6 separate regions of the Homo sapiens genome follow, and all the other regions are linked to region 3. The links are chromatin loops, found by intact Hi-C in ENCODE. Cell type or tissue: Calu3. All regions are shown on one strand.

Region 1 (4,000 bases), 81 kb before region 3:
AAATCAGTATCTAATGGAGATTCTGGCTAGTGTGACAAAGTGTAATGAAGACTGTCTCATCTAGTTTGCACAACTACATAGTGCCTAGTACATAAACACTAAATATTACTGGCATCATTCTATTATTATTATTTAATAATTTGACAAAGGAAGGGAAAAGAAGGAAAATAAATATTGTTTGGAGATTAAAGATTTTTTAAATATTGCATTTGTCCCAGTTGAATGTATTTGAAATGTAATAATTTGAATATCCAAAATGTAAAACCAAGAGATATGATGTAGCATATTTTATTTCCAAGGAATCCTACAAAATTTCGCCTACTTTGGTACATACCTTATCAAAGTCATTTTATCTACCTCTAGCATTTTGTAGGAGAGGCTAGGGAATGTGTGCCCAGTGGTTAAAAAAAAAGAGAGAAATTCACTTTTCTTTTGGCAAGTCACAGACATTCCTTGGGATTGGGGTGGGATGGGGTGGGTTAGCACAGTAAACTGTTGCTGTGAACTCTAATTATTTTTTAAATATGATTTTCAGTTCTTATTTGAATGTTAATGGATTTTAAGTATTTATCTCTGACCTAATTTAGGGTGAGAGACAAAACCTTGGAGACAGCATATATAGAATGTCATGATCTTCCCAGTTGCTTCATGGAAATATTCATATACTGACCTACTCCTCTTACTTTCTCCAGGGCACAAAACTACCATATATATTTTCTTCTTCTAGTATGTCTTAGAATATTATTTCAGTGACTTTATGTTATTACTTATTTCAGAAACAAAATGCAAACAGAAACAATAAAGGTCTTAATCTAAAGACTAAAGTAATTCACAAAGAGCAGGAATAGAAACTAAATTCCATACCTTTTCTCTTTTGACTTCTAATTTTCTTTTCTTCAAGTAGCTTTTATTTCTCTCAATGCTTATTCTAATTCTAATAGCTTATTGCAATCTGTATCTATCTTTGCAATATTCCTTTCTTATTTAATTCCTACTTCCATGTCTACATTTTAAAAAGTGGTTCCTATATTCAGGAGTAATTTATTACTTAGCTCTTGAGAGAGAAAGGTGGCTATGTATGTACATTTTCTTAAAATGTGCTTTGAATTTTACTCCAGGGACAGTGGTTGAAATCTTGCCCAGAGTTATCATGTTAGTTACAAAGTAGACATGGACTGATGTATGACAGGAGAAGAGTTTCTGATATCAGGAATATTTGATTTTATTTTGGAATAGGTGAAGATTGAGGGTTTTAAAAAAATTTCTGTCTTTAAGAATTTCCCATTAAAACACTATTTTTTAAATCTGTATCCAGAGCTGGAATTTTATATTGCTAAAAGTATTACAGCCTATTCTCACTTTTATTCTCCTTTGTCGGGCATATTTGCTCATGTCTAAGTCTTTTCAGTTATTCTTAATCCTACTTAAAATCTTTGGGTGGATTAAAAGTTGCATTTCCTTGTAGCTTATGTTGCAAGCATCAAATGATTAAAAAACGAAGATAATTTATTTTCCTACCATAAGCTTAATGACTCATATTCTGGAGCGGATGGGGGTTGGCAGGGGGAAGAAGGGAGGCAAAGAAAAGTAAAAAGTAAATAGCAGGCATGTTTCAGGAGAAACTCCAGCCAGGGCTGTTGGGTTGAACTTTATCGATGCTGCTTCATGATATGTGTCAAAATAAATGCAGGAAACAGCTTTTGCCTCAAAGCTTGGAATGTTGTGGTTAACTGATATTTAGGTAAAGGAATGTTACAATTGGAATAGCTGGCCTAAAACTCTTCCCAAAACCATCAATTTTATTTATTAAACTTGCTGAAAAGACGAAAAGTGACAAGGAAAGGCACAGATCATTTATTTATTTGACAAGTTTCTCAGAGTTCTTTTCCTTGATAAAGCAGCAATGACGATGAATTTTATTATGCTTAGTGTATGTGTTTGCTTGGTTTAAATTATTTACATATTTACTGTTAGGGCAGTAATAAAACCAGGTCAGTCCAAATAACTTTTTTTTTGTCTTGTCTGTGGAACACTATGAAAGTTGCATTTTTAATGGATGATGACCACAGTTGTTTTTAGGATTCCTGAATGAAGTCATGAAGTCTGAAAAATTTTGGAACCTAGAGTTTTAACTCATGTTACAATTTGAGTAACTGCTTTACAGAAAAGGGCCTGGTCTAATTTTGAGACTGTGGCTTGATTCTCACAAGTTTGATGCTCATTTCCCAAGGATAATATATATAAGCCCATAATTAAGGCTGTACTTTAGTTAGACTTGAGTTGTGAAGAAAGAAATTCAGGTTACTTTAGGGTTCCGTTCCTCAAATCTGGTGTTCTGTGCTATGCTTTTACAGTTAAGTGTGCTACAAAATAAAGTCTTTGGGACCCTCTGTTAAATAGGTTTAAACTTTTTTGGAACAAGATTTCTAAGAGACTTAAATGTGCAAGAGAGCATTCTGACTGAGAAAGGATAAGGCATGTAGCATTTCCAGATCATTAGCAAGCAGTATCTATTCTCATCTCTCAGAACTCTGTTTCTCAGAGCATGGTTAAGGAGAATTTTTATGTATATAAATGTATCACCATCAATAATCAAGGCAGAACTGTATATTTATATTTACATAGTATATATTACATATTATATATAAACTTACATATATATTATATAAACATATAATTTATACAGTATTTATGTGTTTATATGTAATATGTAATATATACTATATAAATATACAGTTTATACAGTATATTTGTGTGATATAAATATACGGTATATAAATATATAAATATACAGTATATAAATATACAGTAATATATATATATACTATATAAATATACAGTTATGCCTTGCTTATTAATGATGATACATTCTGAGAAATGTGTCATTAGGCAATTTTGTCATTGTGCTAACATCATATTTTGTATTTACACAAAATTAGATGGTATAGTCTGCTATGTGGGTAGGCTATATTATAAAACCTATTGCTCCTAGGCTACAAATCTGTACAGCATGTTACTGTACTGAATACTGTAGGCAGTTATAACACAATGCTAAGTATTTGTGTACCTAAACATATCTAAACATAGAAAAGGTACAGTAAAAATATCATATTATAATCTTATGGGACCACTGTCATATATGCAGTTGATCGAAATGTCATTAGGTGACACATGACTATATATAAATACATGATAAAATACATAAATATAATAATAGTATATACAACCTCTTTATTATTTTCCTGTTATTATTTAATCTAAGCCTAATGTTGTATTCCCTCTGCAGAAACCCACATCATAACGGGCCAGCACAGGGAGGGGCACCAGGAATCCAGGACCTGTTGGTTATTTAATTGATGACACTGGCAGATTATGGTCTCTTTTCCATGCATGAGACATGGTGCAGGTCTGCATGACGTCGTCTTCTTTTCCCTTGTGCATTCATAAGACAGATGGCCCAGATGGCGCTGTGATTCATTGTGAAGCAGGAAGGAGATAACGCAGCAGCATCTGCAGTGCTGCTGGGAGGAACACATCTGTAGCAATTGGGTGGATCTTTACTGCCTCTGGGCTGTTTCTCCCTGTGCTTAGGTGCAGGTCTTGATGAAGAAGAGAGTTCTGGGGGCAAGAGCAAAATTAATTTGTATCTTTATCTGAGTTTAGAAGGTTCCTGGGCTCCTGTTAATATACATCAAAGCAGTTCTAGAGTCATCTTAAACTTGCTCAACATTGCCAGTGTGCATGTGTAGAGGGATCTCTGTAACTCTATTGGGTTCTGATCAAATGCATTACAAATAATATGCAGGAATCTTAGCAAGGTTAAACATCCATCTTGGTTGGAAAAAAAAGAAATGTTTTCACTTGGGAGGCTTAAATATATCTATTAGATTATACTGAATTGTTAAATAAAGTGGGGATATCTTGGGATGGAAAGGATAAAAGGCAAGATTGCTGAATTGACGTTGATGTTGACATCAGTTGTTTAAAAGGATTGTTTGGT
Region 2 (4,000 bases), 180 kb before region 3:
TCACCTTCCTCTGAGGTGCTCCATACCCACTCCTAGGCAGCTCTACTTCCCACACAATCTCAGACTGAGTCCCATTTCTCCTCACCTCTCCTCTCCCTTCTCCCCTCCCAGCTATGTGAGACCCTCTTAGGATTTTTATTGTTATTCAATCCTTGCTCCTATGTGGTCTCTCTATGGCTTCTGCAACTTGCTTCTACCCAGTGGTAATAGTCCAAGATCTCACAGTCTATGCCCTAGAGCTGCAGCCAGGTCTTGTGCCAGGCCCTACCCTTTAGGTAGAGAGAGTCCTAAAGGGAGGGGGCCTCACTGAAGGATGGGGAGGGGCCCTGCAATAGCAGAGGACAGCAGCTATTCACCAACCTTCTCGAAGCCTTTTGCTATTTTAACCTATGCGGAAAGTAAATCATTTTCAAGTGTATTTTATATCGTATTGAACGTGGGAGCCTTCCAGAATTAAGCCCCAGCCTTCACAGTCATTACTGACATATTAATTACACACTCTCAGGCTGACTTTCCAACTTTGGAATCACTTGCTGAGGCCCCAAGAGGACATTCATTTAATTAGGGCAACAGTGACCTGATTGGTTTGTTGCTCTTCAGACTTACCCTTTAGTCCTAAGAGCCTATACCATTATGGGCTTAGGGGTAATTCACGATGTGGTATGAGCCCTGGGCAGCACATTATTTTTTTCAGAACTGACTGATTGGAATGTATCTGTAGTAGGGTTTTTCCTAATTCAGTCTTCAAAGGAGACCAGTAGAAAGCATCTCTTCTATTACTTTCATTTGGTCCCTATGACATCCTTGCATAAAATTACATGCATCTCTTTAGTATAAGATGGGTGATCCTATTTCTTCCACCCAATTTAGAGGAGGAATATGAATGTTTAGAAAATGGTACAAACTTCTGAGAAAAAGAAAGTTGTATGTAATTTAGAAGATGAATAATCTTCAAATAACTCCCTAAATTTGAGCTCCAATTAGGGAGAAATAATTAAGCATGTTGGCATTGAAGAAATAAAGTGTTTCAACTCACCCTCTGATCTTGGTTGTGTCTCTTTACGAACTCCAAAAATTAAACATAATCATGGACTAGATAAATAAACTTATTACCCACCATTTGATTATGCCATTTGATGAATTGACTAAAGTTTCTCGGATATCTTTTCAAAGTTCCCCCAGGGGGCAAAATCCCTCCAGACCCAGTTTTTAGGGTGCCTTTGAACTGCCTACAGCAAAGGTCTGTAAACTTTTTTGGTCAAACTCCTCTATCCATAAAAATTATTTGACTACTTAAGTCTTATGTTCACACATTTCCTATTAAAATAATATATGTTATAAAACTTTATATAGTTCATTTGGAAATTTGTGTATTACCTTGTGACAAATCTTCTGTTGTATTTTGAATTGTTTTTTAAATAGTTATTTGTGATTTACACTGTCTTAGGTTTATTTTTTTTCTCTGAACAGATTTATTAAACTGTCAAGGTCAAGAATTTAAAACAATGTATTCCCTGTTTTTAATACAGCCCTTTGATTAATTGAGTTTTTTGGACCAGAAAGCCTCGGAGTTTTGTCTGGGTTTGCCCCACCTGTGTGATCACTAGCAAGCCAGTCAACATCCACGGGCCCTGGTGATCTCATCTGTAAAGGAAGTGGTTGGACTAGATGATTTCTAAGATCCTCCAGCTTTATAATTTGGATAATAGGATTTAATTTGGCAAATCTTCCAAAAGGATGTTGTCTAAGTTGGAGAAACCTGACCTAATTTTGACCACAGATGTTGTGGATTTGGAAAAACCTTTTTTAGAAAACTCCTCAAAGACAAAAGTATACTCACTGGCACTAAAGGTGTGGTGTCCTTACTATCTTTCCTAGCATAGATCTCCCTTACAGTGTGTCCAGGTGCACTGTGGAATGCCACACCCACAGCATACCTGAAGCAAGGGGCTGGTTACACATTAGAATCGTGAAACTGTTAGCAACGGAATTATTCATAAAAAGAACCTCAGCTGAGAGCTGAGTTCAATAATTTTTAGCCCAATTAGCCAGCAATTGGCCTTCTCACTTTCCTTGATTGCATTATTTTAAAAATCTTTGTTTGATTTTTCAAAACTGTGTGTCCAAGCTGTGGTGTTTAAAGAACTAGATGTACAAAAAATACAAATCAAAATGTCACATCCTGTAAACATACCATAAGCTGATTATGTTAAATGTTTTCTTTATTCAAGCACGTAGATTTAGGGCTTAGCAGTGGTAATAAACATTCGTCTGAAGAATAGATTTTGATCAAGGAAGTCTCCCATTTGTTCCGTGTATGATCTTTATTCTGTTGGTTTTCCCAGGGTGAAAGTCACACAAAAGAAACAAACTACAGCTCTTGGAATGTAATTCCAGTGCCCCCCTTACACCCCCCCAAAACAAACCAGAAAACAAACAAACACACACAAAAAAACCCAACACTAAAACTGGCCTAACAATGCAAACTACCATGTAATAAGATCCTACCACACCTAGACAGCCACCCATATCCAATCTGTATCCTGGAAAGACTTATGACTAAGCAAAGAGAGGAGAGACCATGAAAAGAGTCAGTCATGGATTTTTAATTTGTAAGCACAGACTAATCCAGGGAAGACTTACAGCAAATTTTATTCTGATGCCTTTTATTCTTTTTTATCATGCAATCTGTGTCTGTCAGCAACAGCCTTTGATTGCTTCTTTAGCCATCTGAAATGCTAGGAGGATCCTTGTTTAACCAGTTTTTAATAACTGCATCTCTATGCCACCCTCACCATCATTTCATTTGCTTTCAGAACCAGAGTTTTTTACTCACTAGATAATATATTTAAAGATCTATAATAATATGATTAAAGTCGGGGGGAGGACAGTAATTATAAAGGAAATGAAAACTCAAGAATCTTATATTTATTTCTGTTCCAGGCAAGTATCAGTTCTGCACAGCAGTCTCCTTTCCCTTGGGGATATTGTATGATAACATTGGTGAGAACATATTTGACACTTTATTTGTAAAAGGTGCTTTATGTTTGTCATCTAGAAAATGCTAATGTGCAGTAGGCATTGGCATCAGATGTGGATGCTGTGGCTAAACACAAGGGGAGATTTCCCATGAAAAATTGATAAATGTGTATTTCATGAAAATGATTGCCAGCACTATCTTAAGTGGGTAATGCTGCCCTTGGTAAGAAGAATATAGAATAAATACCAGTTTTTATTTCTTTTATGCCACAGTTTGTATGTTAAAAGTTAGGTTAATTACCCTGATTATATGATTAATGCTGAAATTGACTTAGCAACACTAGTGATATTGCATTTTGTGACCCTCTTTTGTTCAAGCCAGCTATTTTGCTTGCCAGGTGTGCTCAAACTGGAAAAAGGCAGAAGTCTAGGAGCCCCCTGGAATTTGATGTAGATTTTCCTTTAGGCTTAAAAAGAAAAATTTTAAGTCATAAAATTCCACTGTGGGAAGTATACTGTCCTTTTTAAAATGCTAATGAAATGCTCACAGCATGTTCAGGACTAAGCAGAGATGATACAGATATGGTCAAGGCATTTGCATCCTTAACTCTTTACAGCCTGAGTATTTGGGAGGCTGTGAGTCAACACCCTCTCCTGGACACCCTCCCTCCTCATGCTGGGATGGTGCCAGAGTGGGCAGGACTAGCCTTACCTGTGGGGACAGTAGGTGACTCTCCTTAAAATGCTATTTTCTCCGTATTAACTTGTCTATATTGGAATTTTTAAATTATAAAAGTGACTTTTTATAGGTCAAACAACGCAAAGTTGTATAAAGCAAAATGATGAAACGATGTACAAAGAAAAAGCTAGTAACTTCCCTTCACCCCATCTTGAGGAAAGCAGTGTCCTCTTCTGCTATTTGTTCAGCCCTTCCCCATACTCATACAAACATATACAGGCAGATTAAGTTTATATAATGCAGATTTTTGTTTTTTACTTTATGGAAATAGGATAAAATACA
Region 3 (4,000 bases):
TTTTGTTGTTGTTCATTGTTAATTCAAGTTTGAAATTCTCCCTCCAGAGTGTGGCAAGGGTCAGTAGCAGTCATTATTGGAGGTTCTGCTCTCCAGAGGCAGTCAGGCATCCTTGGAGGATTGCTCAGTGCAGAAAATTCTAGGAGAGACCTCTTTTCTCTAGCCTATCACAGTCACTGCTTAGTTGTTTATTGGCTGGGCCAGAAAGGTCCATTTAAAGGCTGGAGGTTCTATTCCTAAGCCCACCCACCCACCTCCACCCCTAGTGCAACTTGGGTGAGGTGGCCTGGTTCTCACTACTGGGAAACTCAGGACCCTGCACATCTATAAGCCACACCATCGGAGGTTCTGCCATCTTCAGGGAACTGTATTGGAAGGGCCTGGTTTTCAGCCTGCTGCACAACTTTCTGCCACTGGCCCCTTTCTCTGTTCCAGAAAAGTCACCCCCACGGTCCTGTCACTCACTTCCTTCAACTACAATGCCACTTCCTCAGGTATGAATATAGCCACACAGTAGGCATAGTAGTGACTATTTGCAGAATCCCAATTAAATAACCACTTCAAACAAAAGCCTAGGATGGAGCTGCTACCTCAGTGTCCCAGAAACTCGTTTTTCACCTAGAAGCACAAAAGTGATCCTTACCCTTGGAGGCAAGATCAGGAGCGCACAATACAAGGGCTGACTTGTTCATCCACTGGAGACTCTGCTACAGTATAAATGCAATATCAAAAATGATATCTAAATTCATTATCCTGCTATAGAGGCAAATGAGCATGAGCGCCTTCCATTTCTTGCCTCACCCATGCCTAGGAACAGAGCTCCACTCACACCCTGCATTATCGTCCTCCAATTTCAGAAGATGCATTGTCTCCTTTTGTTCAAGGCCGACCCCAGTTACACATGCCAAGACCAGGTTCCACAGCCATCCTCCCTCTTGAAACATCCACCTTTCCTCTTGCAGGGGTATGTCCTCTTCAGACTACAAGCTTACTCATCTCCTTCCCATTCATTAAAAAAGAAGTCTACCTTTGACCCCCATGTCCTCTTAGTGATGTCCTATCTCTTCTTCTATTTCATCCAAACATCTTTAAAGAGTTACCTATACTCAGTGTGACCACTTCATGTGCCATTCACTCTGCATCCCCTGCAATCTGGCTTCTGCTTTTGGTAAGGCCACCCATATTGTAGCTGGAAAATTCAGTGGACATTTTCCAATCTTTGTCTCACTGTATGTTTCTGGGGCATTTGGCCATGTTGCTTGTGTGCACCACTCACTCTCTATGATAGTCATATTATATTCTCTCAGCTTGCCTCATTTGTTTCTGTTCTTTCCCAACCATGGTCTCCTCTCCCTCCATCTACCACCCACATGCTGGGGTTACCTACCTTTCTGTTTTAGCCTACCGCTCTTCTCATTACTGATACTCTTCTTGGGTGGATTTTTCTACACTCAGGATTTCAGCTACCATCTGTATAGTAATGACTGTCTAGTTCAATCTCCATCTCCAATTTCTCCCCCAAGCTTTAGGCTCACCAATTCCATCACCTGCTAGGCAGCTTTTCTTGGGCACTCTTCAGACATTTCGGATTCAATTGCTCAAAAGCTACATGTATCACTTCCCTCCAACCTAAACCTCTATTTGTTCTGTTACCTTCTCTTTACCCAGTGACAAAAGTTATAAAATGTCTGCCTTGACTTTTTTCTTCTCCTCACTCCCTTTATCCAACTGATCATTACATCCTGATGTTTTCCCCTCCTATGCATTTCTCAAACCCATCCTCTCAACTCCACTCCTACCACCACTACCCTATCTCAAATGCACCTTCTTTTAACTGGACCAATATAACAGTCTCTCAATTGGCTTCCTGGTTTCTAGACCTGGCCCACTCCATTCTCTCTCCAGAGCTACCTGAATGATTCATATACAAAACAGTAATCTGACCCAGTCCTTCTCTTGCTAAAGTCATTCTGAATCTACACAAGGAAATTCAACCTCCTTTCCTGGGGCTGTCCCTTGTCTATCTCTTAAACCTTAGCTCCTACCACCCGCTGCCCCCTATTTTGACTCCAACTCTCAACCGGCAGTAGTTCTCTGCAAGTCTTCTGTTCTCTTTCTGTTCTTTACTTGCACATTTACCAATAAATATGTTTTACTCCAGTGTATTAGGTTAGTATTATAAGGGAAGTTTCAAGTTCATTTCATATTAAACATTAGAGCCTTCATGCTTAGGGAGAGAGGGAAAAAGAGAAAAAACCCATAGCTAAATACATAGTTAAGTCGCGTTCTTCTCCAACGCAGCCAAAAATTGGACTGGGCCTGAGATATTTGTGTGCCCTGTTTGATTGAAAGCTGTTAGAAAGTATGCCAAACATTTTAGATTTTTCGCTCCCAGAGTTCTTGTAAACCCGGCAGAACTTGTCTGTTATGAAGAGTGGACTGCCCTCTAGAGGTTCCCATTGGAAGGAGCACATCAAACCCACAGTGTTAAGGCATTCTGCAGTTTCTTGTGAGGTTTTGCTGTAGACATTTACTATTACTGTTCTTTGTCCCCAAAATGCTTTTCCAGATGTCTAATTCTGAGTCACACATTTTTAATTTACTTTGGGAATAGAGATTTGGGGTAAAGCATGTGATGGACCTCAAAACACTCAATTTGGAGTCAGGAGATGTGACTTTTAGTCCCGGTTCTTCCTTTAATATCTGAGGACTTAGATTTCATGTCTGTTAATCAAGTAGTAGAAGATCACACTTCAAAACTGTGAATCACCAGAAAGTATGTTTTAGGAGTAAAACTGGGAAGAGTTTCATTAATTCAGTAAATATTTAATATGGAAGACCCTGGGGTAAGAGCTGTTTTGCAGAAGCTAGGAGTTTACGTTTGATCTTTACAATGTTAGATGAAACATATTTGAAAAAAAGACACTTGGAAAACATTTGGGCTTGCAATTTAAATGGATGAATTTAACCCTGATATCATAGAACCCTGAAAGCGAAACTGAGCTAAAACAAAGTAAAACTTACTCTGATTCCAAGGGTCTCTTCTGACATGAGAGTGGAAATGAATCACACAACCACACACACACACCCATAGACACCCTAATATGCCATTAAGCTCTGACCCAAACCCCTTTTAGCCTGGTTTCCCCTTTTCTATTTTCAATCAAGAGAGAAAAAAAAGGAAGTCTTTCATTTAATGGTAAGAACCAACTATGGTCTCTGTATGCTCATATAATACTAAAGAATTATAGGTAAAATTATATTTTATGTACTTTATTATGGTACTATGTCAATTGACATTGAACTTCATAGTACACTGAAGAAAGGGAAAAAATATTAGGACACCATTTATGTCCGTAGTAACACTGGAAGTAAGATGCCGCAAAGCTCAGGACACAGTAGCTAGGAAACAAGACGTCTGAATTCCTGTGATTCCACACATGTTTGGAGGGATCTGGGGACACCAGCTGGATCTTCTGTAATGCAGGTAGCCACATCTGTGCACCATGGTTATGATGCTCACTTCTGTGGAGTTCAATGTTAATGTCCTCTTTGGCATCTACCTCCTCCAAGTTCAAAGCTGGACTGCTGTGCTGGGAATCCAGCAACCTGAACCTTTTTCTTCATTACAAATCTGGACATCTTTGGACTTGATTTCTGACATCAAATCAATGGTTTTACTTCTCTCTTCATTAGTTTACTGTCTGTCTTTACAAAGTCCTCTGGGCATTAGCAAAGACATGAACCTAACAGAATACCTCTAACATTTTGAACACATATAAAACATTAGTACTTGAAATTTTTCCTTATGTTTCTATAGCTAAGGAAAACTTTTAATTTTTTTTTTCTGTCTTAGCCTACTCTATCCAGCATTCCTTGCTGGAGGCACAGCTAGGATGAAAGCTTTGGAATGAGAAATGAAAGGAGTAAATAGACTTGACTTTACTAACAGTGTCCATGTTTTTATTCCTGAAAGTTATGACACAACAATTGTTAGACC
Region 4 (4,000 bases), 160 kb before region 3:
CACATAAATGATTGAGAGCATCTCAAAGAGATAGACATGTAATTTAGATGGTAAACAGGGCAATGGGCTATAAATTAATTGGGGTAACTTTACACAACGTTGGTCAGTGATGTCCTTTCTAAAAGCGTGACGTTGTTGCTGTGACCTGAATGACATGAAGCAACTATCTATGGAACAATGTGTGTTAGTGTTTCACATGGATGCCATGCATGTTTTTGTTTTAGTGGTTAGACTAGAGTGATGCTTCCACTCAGTGAGATAGAGCAGTATGTTTAAATATGTGTTAGTTTGCTCAAACTTTTGTGATGCTTTTCTAATACATCCTGGTTATTTTTCTTAAATATTCCTATTCCAGCACTAAGAGTACAGAGTTAATTCCTTTATGAGGTCCTGTTTGAAGTGCAACTGCTGATGTATAATTTCACAAACATCATTCCGCCTCTAGTAATGTTATTTCCTTGCAGCAATAATAGTCCAAGTGGGTAAGTGCTACCATAGCGGAAATTACAGGGAGCTAAGGGCTCGTCTAGCTCTATTTTGGAGGCTAGGTAAGGCTTTCTGAAATAAGAGGTTTCTAAACTGTGATCTGAAGGACAAAGAGAATTTTCCCAGGCCCAGGGAATAGGAGGACAAGACAGAAAAGTCTTCTACACAGAGGAACATGTGCAAAGGCCTTCGGAGAGAGAGAGAATGTGGTACATTTGGGGAACTGCCAATAATTTGCATTTGGCTGAAGTGTATAGTTCAAGAGATAAAGTGATAAAAGAGAAGGCAGTCTAGAGAAAGGAGCAGGAGCTGATTACAGATAAGCTTTGCTGAAGATTTTAGGCTGAGGAAAAGGACAACTTTTATTCATTAATTCAGCAAAACTTTATGAAGTGCCTTATGTGCTATGCACTGTTTTAGGCACTGGGAATACATCAGTGAACAGACAGAAGTCCCCACCTTCATTCTGTCTACATTCTAGGGGGCAAGGTAGATAGCAAACTAAGAAATTCTTAGGTAAGATGCCAAGTTTTTGAGGATTTTTGAGTTTGATGCAATATGGAAGCAATTTTTCAACTGGTAACACTTGAGAAGTCACAGGTTAACACCAAAGAATATGTATATTTTTGACAATGCCACTTGAGATTTTGGCATACTTTCACTTTTCTGAGTGAAACTAAACTAAAAGTTTGTCAGTCACAAGGACTGGCTTTTCTTTCTTCCTGAGCCCCTTCTGATAAGGACCTTTTCATAACCCTGTATCGCATGAGTTCTCAATGGTGTTAATTAAATTAGTAGAGCAGTAAATTGGTAGTGAGGCTGCTACTGCTTTCTTAAATAATTTGGAGCTCAATGGAATTACATTGTTTTGCAGAGATTCTTTAATAATGTGCCTTTAAGCTTAGGACTGCATCATCTAAATTTCTCTGTCATAGAACTTTTTGGAAATTGTACCAAACTGGGAGTATATGCTATTATAATACTTAAGAATTCAAATAACTTTTCATGTCTTAATGCATTTGCCCTAAAGTAAGAGTTGGTCACACATGTGAGTTGAATCTAAGAAGTTTAGTTTTGTGATTGAGCAAATTTATTATTATGATTATTATTATTAATTTTAGAGATGGTGAAATTATCCCTCATTAAAAAATCTACTCTGCACTTTACCAACGGAGTAGATTTTGCTGAAGTGCTAACAGATTGCTCTAAAGATACATTCCAAATTACCACCAACTTCCTATTTTGGGAAAAAAAGAAAGGAATCCAGTTTTAAGCCTCTGTCTCTTTAAAACAAAATGCGAGGTGGTGAACTATGTGGCACTTTTGATTATATGTTGAAACCACACTAAGTCCCTGAAATCCAAGAGAATATTGTACTCTGGTCCTTTGTGCAGAATGCTCACATGAGTGCTTACAGGAACCAATCCAGAAGCAAATTGCTGCTGATAGTAACTGACAGCATGAATTACTGCATTTTCAGAGACTCTGCCAGGATCAACCCGTATGATCTCACTTTTGCTCATATAGCAAGCTGAATATGTGCATGTGCTAGAACAAGCCTCCCAAGTTCAGGGAATGGCAAGGTCTCTCAGCAGTTTGAAAATAGCCAGCACCTTTGAAATGAATCACTGTGGCATCTAGTCAGCTCATACTTATAAAACCGGTTTTTCTTTGGTTAATTTCTGACCTTAAGCATGTAAAATCTCTTAGAAAAAGGAGGAACTGATTCATCTGTTTATTTGTCATGTGAAAACCAGACAAGTCAATGAGTGCTGAGGACAACATCAATTTCTCCTTAGCAAGCCGAGCTGCTTCTGGTTCTGCAACTCACTCTGGTCCGTTTGGAGACGTTTTGCAGCTAGTGATTCCCCTGTTGATTCTTAACAACTTTCAGAAATCTTCCTGTAATTTTGAACAAATAAGAACATTGAAGGAAGAACTGTACTCTTCGCTAGAAATACTCAATTGACATAAAATATATCTGATGGAAAATGCTCTAAAAATGAATTCATATTTTGTATACCAACACAACCAAGATCACTAAAATATAATTCAAACATGAGAAGAACTCATCTCAAATATACATATCTGGACATAAAAGTAGGAACTGGAAACATTTGTCCAAAAGATGAAACCATAGATTCAATATCCACAACCACAACCCAAGATCAGTCTCAAGATTTCTTCCATTATTTCAGGACATTATAAAACTCACCTAAATAGTAATAAAATTGCAGGGGAATCTGCATGATTTAATGCCTTTGCCCATCATTAGCAATGTAATCTAGTATTTCTGGGAAAACATAGACCTTCTGAGGTCTTTAACTCTGTTCTTGGCAGACAAAAAGCCTTCCAGGTCATCTTTAAAGACATATTTATTTTTAATTCTTAGGTCTACACATGTTTTCTGTTAATAAGTTGGAATCTTAAGATTGTATTCACTTCTTTATTTATTTTAAAAAATACTCAGTTCTCCTGAAACAATGGTGCCTTTGAAAATGAGGGGGCTAATAGAATAGAAGAAAAAAAAAGAAGCCTTTCCTTCTTTGTTCCATGTTTTGCTTTCTCTAGAAGGGGTGATGGGCTCTAGTCTTTGCAGGATATTTCTCAGTGAGTTAGCACTGCTCTAATGGTGGCCTTTGAGAGAAAGAGGAAAAGTGGGAGAGCCTTGTTTGTTATGGGGGAGCACTGGCTGGTTGAAGACAATCTGAAGGGGAGGTTTTTATCTTGGAGAGCCCTTCCTGGGGAAAATCAGAGGTGGAGATAGACAATCCCAGCATGGTACATGGGATAATATGATGGAGTAATGGGTGCATAGATGAGAGAGCACTTATCTCTCAACTTGGACATTTTACAGGCCTATTTATACGGGCCTCATTCAACAGGTTCAAACTCAACTGATTACTTCTTGCTCCTCCTTCTGTGTTCCTGATCTCAATGAAGCCCCATCTTCCATCCCAGCAAGAAGAGAGAGAAACTTAGGGGTTCCCTCTTGACTCTCTTTTGCCCTTGTACACCAATCAGTCACGAAGACCTGTCAATTATAACTCATTTATCTCTCTCAAGTTCTCAAATTTCATCTTCTTCTCATACTAAATACATATATGTCCTCTCCTTTACAAATAAGCCTGCTAACTGCCCCATCCTTGGTCTCTCCAATCTGATCTCTATCTACACTGTCTAAAACACACATATGACCATCTCATTCTTTTACTTAAAAGGCTCTCCATTGCGTTCAGGAAAAAAATAAAATCAAAACTCCCTTAAATGGAATATTTACCTCTCAATGAATATTCCCTGTCCTACCCTTGCTTCATCACAGGTTTTGTCTTGAATGCCCTCTCTCTGTCCTTTCTTCTCCTGGATAATTCCTACTTATCTTTCACATTTTGATTCAGCTATTACCTCCTCCTGGAAGACTTCCCCAAACCTCTTCCTGACCCTCATCACAAAAGGTTCCCAGTGTCCCTTGTTTTGACCACTGTGCTAATACATCATGTATCTTGAGGGCAAG
Region 5 (4,000 bases), 310 kb before region 3:
AAAGCAATGTGGCAGTGATATTTGTAATTCCTAGAGACTGGACAAAGCTTCCATAGGATCCCTTCCTTGGCCCCTCTCAACCACAAAGAAAAGTGTTTTGTTTGTACCAAAGAACTTAACACAGAATCTTATCAGAAATATCTGCAATTTTTTTTTTCACAACAGATAAAACTGCTTGAAGTATGCTTTTTACAGCTACAAGCAAGATAATAGTCTGTTACTAGGACCTCTACTTCTACTGCATTACTTGATAAAAACAAGTGAATTAGGCTCTCTGTGTCTAATATATTACTTTAATAAAAACAGATTAATGCTATTTTGTGGGAAGTAAAGACTTCAATGCAATTTTAGCCTTCTTTTCATATGAAAAGAAAAGAAGTGCATATTTTTTCCTTCCCTGTTTCTAACACTACAAAATCAGGGTGTCCAACGCTCCCTTTCTCAGAACTTGATGGTACACTTTTTTTGCCAGGATAATCTCATTGATTCCAAGTAGAGGTCAGGCCTTCTGGCATGTTTAAATGTCATATTCTAGGTCATATTTTTGTTAATTTATTTCTAACCACATTAACACGTTTTTCTGCTCCTGAGTCTCAGTAAGATTTCTGATTGGGCCAAAAACCAGTGCTTGAACATTTGAGTTTGACTGTAATTAATCTGAAGCTTTTCCACATTTCTCCAAACTGACCGAATTTAACAAACTCCTTTTCTGCTGTCTTAGTCTGTTCAAGTTGCTGTAACAAATTACCGTAGGCTAGGGGGGTTTAAACTGCAAAAATTTATTTCTCACAGTTCTGGAGGCCGGGAAAGTCCAAGATCTAGGTGCCAGGGGATCCTATTTCTGGTTTCTATGAACCACTTCCTGGTTTACAGATGATCGTCTTCTCTTATCCTCACCTGGTGGGAAGCAGGGAGAGGATGCAAGTCCTTTCATGTCTTTTCTTATAAAGGCACTAATCTTATTCATGAAAGCTTCACCTTCATGACCTAATTATCCCCCAAAGACTCCACCCCCAATACCATCACATGGGAGATGAGGCTTCAATATATAAATTTGGGGGGGACACAACAATCAGTCCGTAGCAAGTTCCATGAATGAATTAATTACATCTTGCGTATCTTCTATGTGCAAAACATGGGCTAAGCTCTGGGGATAAAATGGTGAGTCAAACACTCTCAGACATGGTCATGTCAGTTGCTTTCCATGGAGGGAGGCACACATCAGTCCCATCACATAAACAAAGGTAAAATTGTTGTTCTGTTAAATAGAAAAACAAGCTGCAGAGACAAGAAGCTCAATACAGAGAGAATTTGAACTAACTGGGGCTGTCAAGGAAGGCTTTTCTTTGTGAAGTTACAACTGAGCTGAGATCTAAATAAGAGTTAAGTAGCATAGTGTCCCAGGCAGTGGGAACAGCATGTGTAAAGTTGGACTATCCATCCCTACTCGAGGGGATTCTGCTGTCTCCACAAGTAAAGTTTTATAACATGTGAGAGTCTGAACTTTTCTTGTTCACATTCTAACTAAATCATAGAGGTAGGGTGTGGTGGCTCATGCCTGTATTCCCAGCACTTTGGGAGGCCAAGACAAGTGGATTGCTTAAGCCCCGGAGTTTAAGACTGGCTTGGGCAATATGGTGAGACCCTGTCTCTACAAAAAATAAATTAAAAAATTAGCCAGGCATGGTGGCATGCACCCGTGGTCCCAGCTGCTCAGGGCTTCAGCCTGGGAGGTCAAGGCTACAGTAAACCTTGATTGTGCTACTGTGCTCTAGCCTGGGTGACAGAGTGAGACCCTGTCTTAAATCAATCAGTTAGTCAATCAGAGTGGCTGAAAGTGTAGATTAATCAATAGGGCCTTAAACTGGGTTATGGTGGGACAGTGATTTTGATGTGCTCTGAGACAATGGACTAATAAAGAGGAGAAGGAAATAGACAGGTGAGCTCAGTACGATACTTGGATCTGGAAAACAGAGACTCTGGGCCCTCTTCTTCAGAGAGTCCCCAAATCAAAAATATATAAAACATATAAAAAGGAAATGATTTAAAAACCACAGGCACTCTGTCATGAAGCTTTCACCCTTGTGACTAACACTTAGGCCCCAGGGAAATTCTTTTCCACATCTTTTAACTGGCCTCCTGGAAACAGAAGGCAATTGTACTCGAACTCCATGAAGTATTGTAGATTTATGCTACATCCCAAATGAGAAAAGCAGAATGCTTCAGGGTCCAGGGAGGATTTGGACTGCGAAGCACTTAGGTAAAAGAAAAGATAAATTAATTAACTTGTCAAATCTTTCTTCTGGTAGTATAAATGCAATAAGTATTTACATAATAAAGTTTCATTTCCCACTAGTGCTAAACATCCATTTTCTTGCTTCTCTTCATATAAATCAATTCATGGTCTGGAATTATTCCAGATATGCTTAGTATTTGCAAATGTTATGTATGGTGGCTGAAGACTATTTTGCAATATTAAACAATTCCTCTTACTCTTAAATTTGTATGCATCTGCTGGGCATAGTGGCTCATGCCTATAATTCTAGCAACTCAGGAGACTGAGAAGCAGGAGGATTGCTTGAGGCCAAGAGTTTGAGACCAGCCTGAGCAACATAGTGAGACCCTGTCTCTAAAAAAACCACAAAAATGAAAAAATTAGCTGGGTGTGGTGGCACATGCCTGTAGTCCCAGCTACTTGGAAGCCTGAGGTGAACTATGATCATGCTACTGTACTCCACAGCCTGGATGATGGAATAACACCTTGTCAAAAAACAAAACAAAACTAAAACAACAATTACCTATGTCTTGATATAATATGCTTAAAGTGTGGTATCAACCCTTAATATCAGCAACTAGATGGACATTGATTACTGGAAATGCAAATAGTTTTATTTTTACAAAAATTTGTAATAAAATTTCAAAAATAAAAATAAAGATTTCAGCATTATTAATTTTGCTTTATAATTTGATATTCGTTATAGCTTTTTTACCTATTAATTTTAATAAGTTTGACCTTTTAGATCATTGAAAATGGGGGCCAGTGAAGAAATAGAGAATTGTGGTAGAAATACAGAATTTAAAAGTAGAGTTCAGAAAGAATCAAAGATTGGAAAAAAACAGGAAATATAAAATTTTTAAGAGAGAGAGTTCATTTAAATTAAAAATAACAATGTGGAAACAATGTAAATGAGCCAACTTCTGTTGAGCATGACTGTCATAGAATTTGCAAACAAGAGATCACACAAGTTCTTATTTAATGAAGATTTAACTACTCAAAATAATGGAAATTAACAAGAACATTATTCTCATCAAATCTACAATGTAAACAGGTCAGACCAAAATATCCTTGCAACTTTATATTCTTTATTAAATGAAGATTTAATTACTAATTAAAACCATGAGAATAAAAAAGAGACTCAAATTTATATCAACTTCATAACCCAGACAACAAAAGCAACTGCGACCTGCCTGTTAGAAGATGGAGAAAATAAAGGTCTTGAAATCAGAAAATTAGGGAAGAAATCCTCCAGAACATTTGACTGGATGATGATCTTGAAAATGGAGATATTCTCCTTCTGAGAATGTGAGAATATTGCTAGGAAAACACATTCCAATTCAAATGAATGATTAGGATTTTCTATTACATTAACAAGGCAGAACTTTTAATATTTTATTCCAAATTCTTTCAAATAGGAGATTTTACAAACTCCTATTAGCCATTGAATGTTTTGTGACAGAAAACACTTAAATTGTCAATTAGAATTTTATGAAATTCCCTTTAAACACAAAAAATTACAGATATAATTACTAGAACTGAAAAAGGGTGAAATAAATAGCAAACAATTGATAGTATTCAAGAAATAAAAGTAAATATCAAACTAGTACATGGGAATAATTTTTTTCAGGTTTATTTCGGTATAATTGACAAAATTTGTATGGAATAATATTCTTTAAAGAATAATATTTTCAGACAAGATCATAGGAGGTAAAAAAAGAATAT
Region 6 (4,000 bases), 240 kb before region 3:
GGCCATTACTGAGTTGGTTTAAAATATACATGATAACTTTCAAAGAGTGAAAATTAACCCATTGTCTCTTTTGTATTTGACCTAGAAGATTACTATAACATACTATCTCATAAAGGGGAATAATTTGAGGCCAACTTTCCTAACTAATATTGTGATTATAAAGGGAAGACCCTGAAGCTTTTCTATTTCCGGAAGAAAAACCTCTTAAATTCTACTTTTCAGACATGATCAAACCAGGCTCTAATGCCACATTGGCAGCTTTAGAATCATAGAAAGAGCTGAAAGAGACCATAGTGTCACCCAGTCCAACCCCTTCATTTTGGAGAGACACCGTGTAGCTTAACTAGGATCACAGAGCTATTTAGCGGCAGAGTGGGGCCTAGAATCCAGATCTCCTTAATCATTGTTCGGCGATTTTTCCAATTCACCCAATGCCTTTTCTCCTACAGTCAAGATTTAGAGGTTTTATTGACACATATTCAGATATTGTTATTCTTAATTTAAAAAATTTAAAGATTGATGTGTGAAGATTGATATCATTGAGAAAATTCTATAGGCAGTGCTGGGGGTTGTGTTACATTTCTCAAATTAAAATAAAAAAAATGAGGGACCAAACTAGATGTGTTTGGGATCATATTTGGCATGAGGATCAGCATTCGGTGACCCAATTCTTTATTTAGTTATGGAGACAAGTCTAGGGCATATATGAAACAGGTGAACAATATACAGCTGTTTTGTTAAGTGATACAGTACATGGTACAGAGAAAATGTTTATTGAGCAGTGCAGGAGGAAGAAAAGGTTAAATCTAGGTCCTGAAGAATGAGTATGGCTTTGTGTGCATTTGGAGAAGCAGGGCATTCCACTAAGAGCCAGCAGCAGCTGTTAAGTAGTGAAGGGACAATGGGCAGGGTGGAGCATGTCTTGCGTGTTCATGGGTGCCTGGCGAGGAAGCCAGTCTGACTGGAAAATAAGCCCAGCTGGTAGGGTGCTGTAAGATTATGCAGGACCTTAGAAGTGTGATAAAAGAGGTCAGACTTAGAGACCACAGGGAGCTGCACCTTGCATTTTGAGCTACAGCGTATCTTAACAGAGGCCTGTTTGATACTGTCACTTGGACAGTGTTTGGCAGTATGGGTTTGAAGGGTCTGGAAAACTACTTATGAGGCCCATGGGTATCTAGGCAGGAGATGGTAAAATGAGAGAGATAAGTACAGATAGAAAAGAAGAAGAAACTATGAATATATTTCAAAGGGAAAATCACTAGGGTAATTGTTTAGATTTGGTAGATTGAGAGAAGAAACTATTCAAAGTCCTAGGCTTTTTGCCTGGCTGACCAAGCTCAAAGAAGTTTGTGTCCTGAACTCCATTCCCTGCAAAGATTAGAGTTTGAGCTGATTGCTCTACTAGAACCTATTCCTGGTTGGCAATCTTCCTGTCCTCATGTTTCAGATTACAGAGCCCTTGTCTTAAAGGCATGCCTTATTTCCCTCAAGGAAAAACTATTTGTAAGGAAGTTAGTTGGTTACTTGCACCTACTGTCTGATTATTGACTTTGCCACTTAGTTATCTTGTTGTTAAATACACAGAAAAAGATCCCTGGAGCCCATTAGTCTCCACAGGTGGAAACGTATTTAATCTTTGGGAGAAAACCAAATTACTTACCTAGAATGTTTGTTCTCTGACTAATAATGTAGTCATGTTGATCCACCCCTTATGCCCAGTGAATTTCCAAAGATTTGGCATTGAGAGAGTGGCATTAGAAATTGTTTAACTCATATATATGACTAAGGGAGCCAGTAATACTCACTAGGAGACTGATGAAATTTAAGAAGATTCTAGGGCACAAAGGACTGCAAATCTTTTACAGTAGGGTGACCTTTTTTTTTTTTTCCTTTCTGGTCCAAGGGACATTTGATTCCATTACTGCCATATCTCCTTCTCCTGATATAGGCTGAAAATAAGATACACTTAGAAGAGAGCTGTGCTGCGAGTCTTTCTAATGCCAGCAAACATTTATGTAGTGAAATATTTAATACTTTCAGTGATCTTATGAGGTAGATAGAATTATCATTCCCATTTTACTGATAAAGATATGGAGAAAAGTTGAGAGAGGTGAAGTGAGCTGGGTGTTGAACGCTAGCTGTTTGACTTTAAATCATGACTTTTCCTCACTCTACTGTGAAGAGCTTGGGCAAGAAGTCAGGCTCAGCAAACCTGCCAACTTGTTTACATGTTTTATTTTTAAATTACGTGACATTGGTTCTCTACGGTTTGGACTTGTGTATTACAACAAGCAATACAGAGGCTTGCATATTACTCTCCATTGGCTGTTAGCTCTTGTGAAGTAATTAGGCTACAAAAGTCTTCCTTATAGTTATTTAAATCATCCAGCAAACCCAAATTCTTGTTTTGCTTCTTACAATGGCCTGCTTGCCTTGAAAAAAATGAGTATTCCATTTCTCTTACTATATTTAGCTGCCTGGAATGGTAACTTCTTCTTGCTTTTTGGGACTTTGGCTCAGAGCCAAGGTCATTGTGCAAGAAAAGGGTGAAATGGTTGGATTTAGGCTGTATCTTGTGTCAGTCATTTTTGCAAATGCAGCATTTTGACCAAAATGCAGCCACATGGCTCTAGGAAATGCTGGTTTGCAAACACACTTGGTGTGGTTTGCTGTTTTGTTTTTTCTCCCCCAATTAAGGTTTCTTGATCAGCTTGTCTTTAGAACACTTGTAAAAGTGTTCTAAGGTAGAATTCTGGCCAGGTGTAGTGGCTCACCTATAATCCCAGCACTTTAGGAGGCCCAGGTGAGAGGATCGCTGGAGGCCAGCCTGGGTGACATAGAGACACCCCTGTTTCTATAAGAAAAAAAAAACAATTAGCCAGGTGCCTGTATTCCCAGCTACTTGGGAGGCTGAGGCAAGAGGATCATTTGCACTCAAGAGTTCCAGGCTGCAGTGAGCTATTATTGTGCCATTGCACTCCAGCCTGGGCAACAGAGACTCTGTTTCAAAAAAAAAAAAAAAAAAAAAAAAAAAAAAAGACCTATTATATGAAAGGGTGATACATTCTCTACTTTAACCTGTGGCAAATCATCAACAATACTCCTCATTTTAAGTTTGAAGAAGATATGCTAGGCACCAAAAAGAAATTGCATCTGAATATGATAGAATCATCACATTCCTTGACCAGAAGAGACCTTGGTTCTTTCTTCCTTGTCCCTATCTTCTTGACAAAGACCCACTGAAAACATCTTCAGAAAAGACATAACATTAAAAAAAAATCCTTAAAGAGAGCCCAACTTTTCCTTATTATTAATTCTAGTGTTTAGCAACTTAGATTGTATTTAAATAACAGAAAAAAGCAGTTGTTGACAAGGTTGATCCAACTCTGTAACCATATTCCTCTTTGTTTTGGCCAAAATATAGCCAGTTTAATTGATTTTGTAGACATCAGCTATTCAGATGGAAGAAGATACCAGAATGGGTTATGTGGTACTCAGGCCACAGTGAAAGACCTAACCTCATTATCAGTAACTTCATCCTTTACCTAATCTCAATCATGGAAGGTGTGATTCAAGTAAACTTCCTCTGAAGCTGCCCTAAAAGGAGGTAGAAATAGCTTTTTGCCATTTACTGTGCAGGGAACCTCCATGTATACTGGAAGATAAGGACAAGAAACTTTGGATCTTTAGAATAAATCATCAGAGGCTCCTTTGCTGCTCAAGTCATTCAAATGACCTAAAGTTGTTCATTAAATGAAATAATGCTTGTAAACAATTGAGGACAAAGCCCTACAGTCCTAAGGGCTTAGTAAAAGTTAACTGTTATTCTTATTTAGAGAGACTGGTCCCAGAGCTTTAACATCAGCCCTCCACTGTCTCAATCCCTGCCACACAGAAAAGGACAAAGGAAGGTGATAGAACAAGACCCAGGGAAAGGGAGGGGAACAAAGCCATTGGCCTAACCATTCCTGCTGAACAACTGTCATTACTTTAGGGA

The links. Hi-C counts contacts between places; a loop is a spot of excess contacts. Peaks named below come from ENCODE experiments on the same cell type or tissue, not always from the same donor. Only the 100,000 strongest peaks of a DNase experiment are listed, where the experiment ranks them.
Region 1: a loop joins it to region 3, with 4 times the contacts of the local background. A loop is called at or near these places in 25 of 110 quality-filtered maps.
Region 2: it touches region 3 in a loop (7-fold over the local background); 5 of 110 quality-filtered maps call a loop at or near these places.
Region 4: a loop joins it to region 3, with 5 times the contacts of the local background. A loop is called at or near these places in 8 of 110 quality-filtered maps.
Region 5: a loop joins it to region 3, with 4 times the contacts of the local background. A loop is called at or near these places in 6 of 110 quality-filtered maps.
Region 6: it touches region 3 in a loop (5-fold over the local background); 5 of 110 quality-filtered maps call a loop at or near these places.

Annotation. Positions count from the first base shown.
Region 1 is chr5:96,253,560-96,257,559 of GRCh38, forward strand. The region is part of intron 1 of LOC101929710 (a long non-coding RNA gene); the gene reads left to right. It also overlaps a transcript of CAST not described here. Among named protein-coding and RNA genes, the nearest start is that of MIR583, 180 kb to the left of the region's middle. In Calu3, no CTCF peak of the experiment used is centred here; a DNase peak (open chromatin) is centred at 1,592.
Region 2 is chr5:96,155,642-96,159,641 of GRCh38, forward strand. The region is part of intron 1 of LOC101929710 (a long non-coding RNA gene); the gene reads left to right. It also overlaps a transcript of CAST not described here. Among named protein-coding and RNA genes, the nearest start is that of MIR583, 79 kb to the left of the region's middle. In Calu3, no CTCF peak of the experiment used is centred here; a DNase peak (open chromatin) is centred at 1,930.
Region 3 is chr5:96,334,136-96,338,135 of GRCh38, forward strand. The region is part of intron 3 of LOC101929710 (a long non-coding RNA gene); the gene reads left to right. All of the region lies in intron 1 of LOC107986365 (a long non-coding RNA gene), which reads left to right. It also overlaps a transcript of CAST not described here. Among named protein-coding and RNA genes, the nearest start is that of PCSK1, 97 kb to the right of the region's middle. In Calu3, a CTCF peak has its summit at 2,467 (motif pointing left); DNase peaks (open chromatin) are centred at 1,976 and 2,436.
Region 4 is chr5:96,175,512-96,179,511 of GRCh38, forward strand. The region is part of intron 1 of LOC101929710 (a long non-coding RNA gene); the gene reads left to right. It also overlaps a transcript of CAST not described here. Among named protein-coding and RNA genes, the nearest start is that of MIR583, 98 kb to the left of the region's middle. In Calu3, no CTCF peak of the experiment used is centred here; a DNase peak (open chromatin) is centred at 2,050.
Region 5 is chr5:96,024,415-96,028,414 of GRCh38, forward strand. All of the region lies in intron 1 of LOC101929710 (a long non-coding RNA gene), which reads left to right. The region is part of intron 2 of LOC105379096 (a long non-coding RNA gene); the gene reads right to left. It also overlaps a transcript of CAST not described here. Among named protein-coding and RNA genes, the nearest start is that of MIR583, 53 kb to the right of the region's middle. In Calu3, no CTCF peak of the experiment used is centred here; a DNase peak (open chromatin) is centred at 2,157.
Region 6 is chr5:96,092,547-96,096,546 of GRCh38, forward strand. The region is part of intron 1 of LOC101929710 (a long non-coding RNA gene); the gene reads left to right. It also overlaps a transcript of CAST not described here. Among named protein-coding and RNA genes, the nearest start is that of MIR583, 15 kb to the left of the region's middle. In Calu3, no CTCF peak of the experiment used is centred here; DNase peaks (open chromatin) are centred at 955 and 1,715.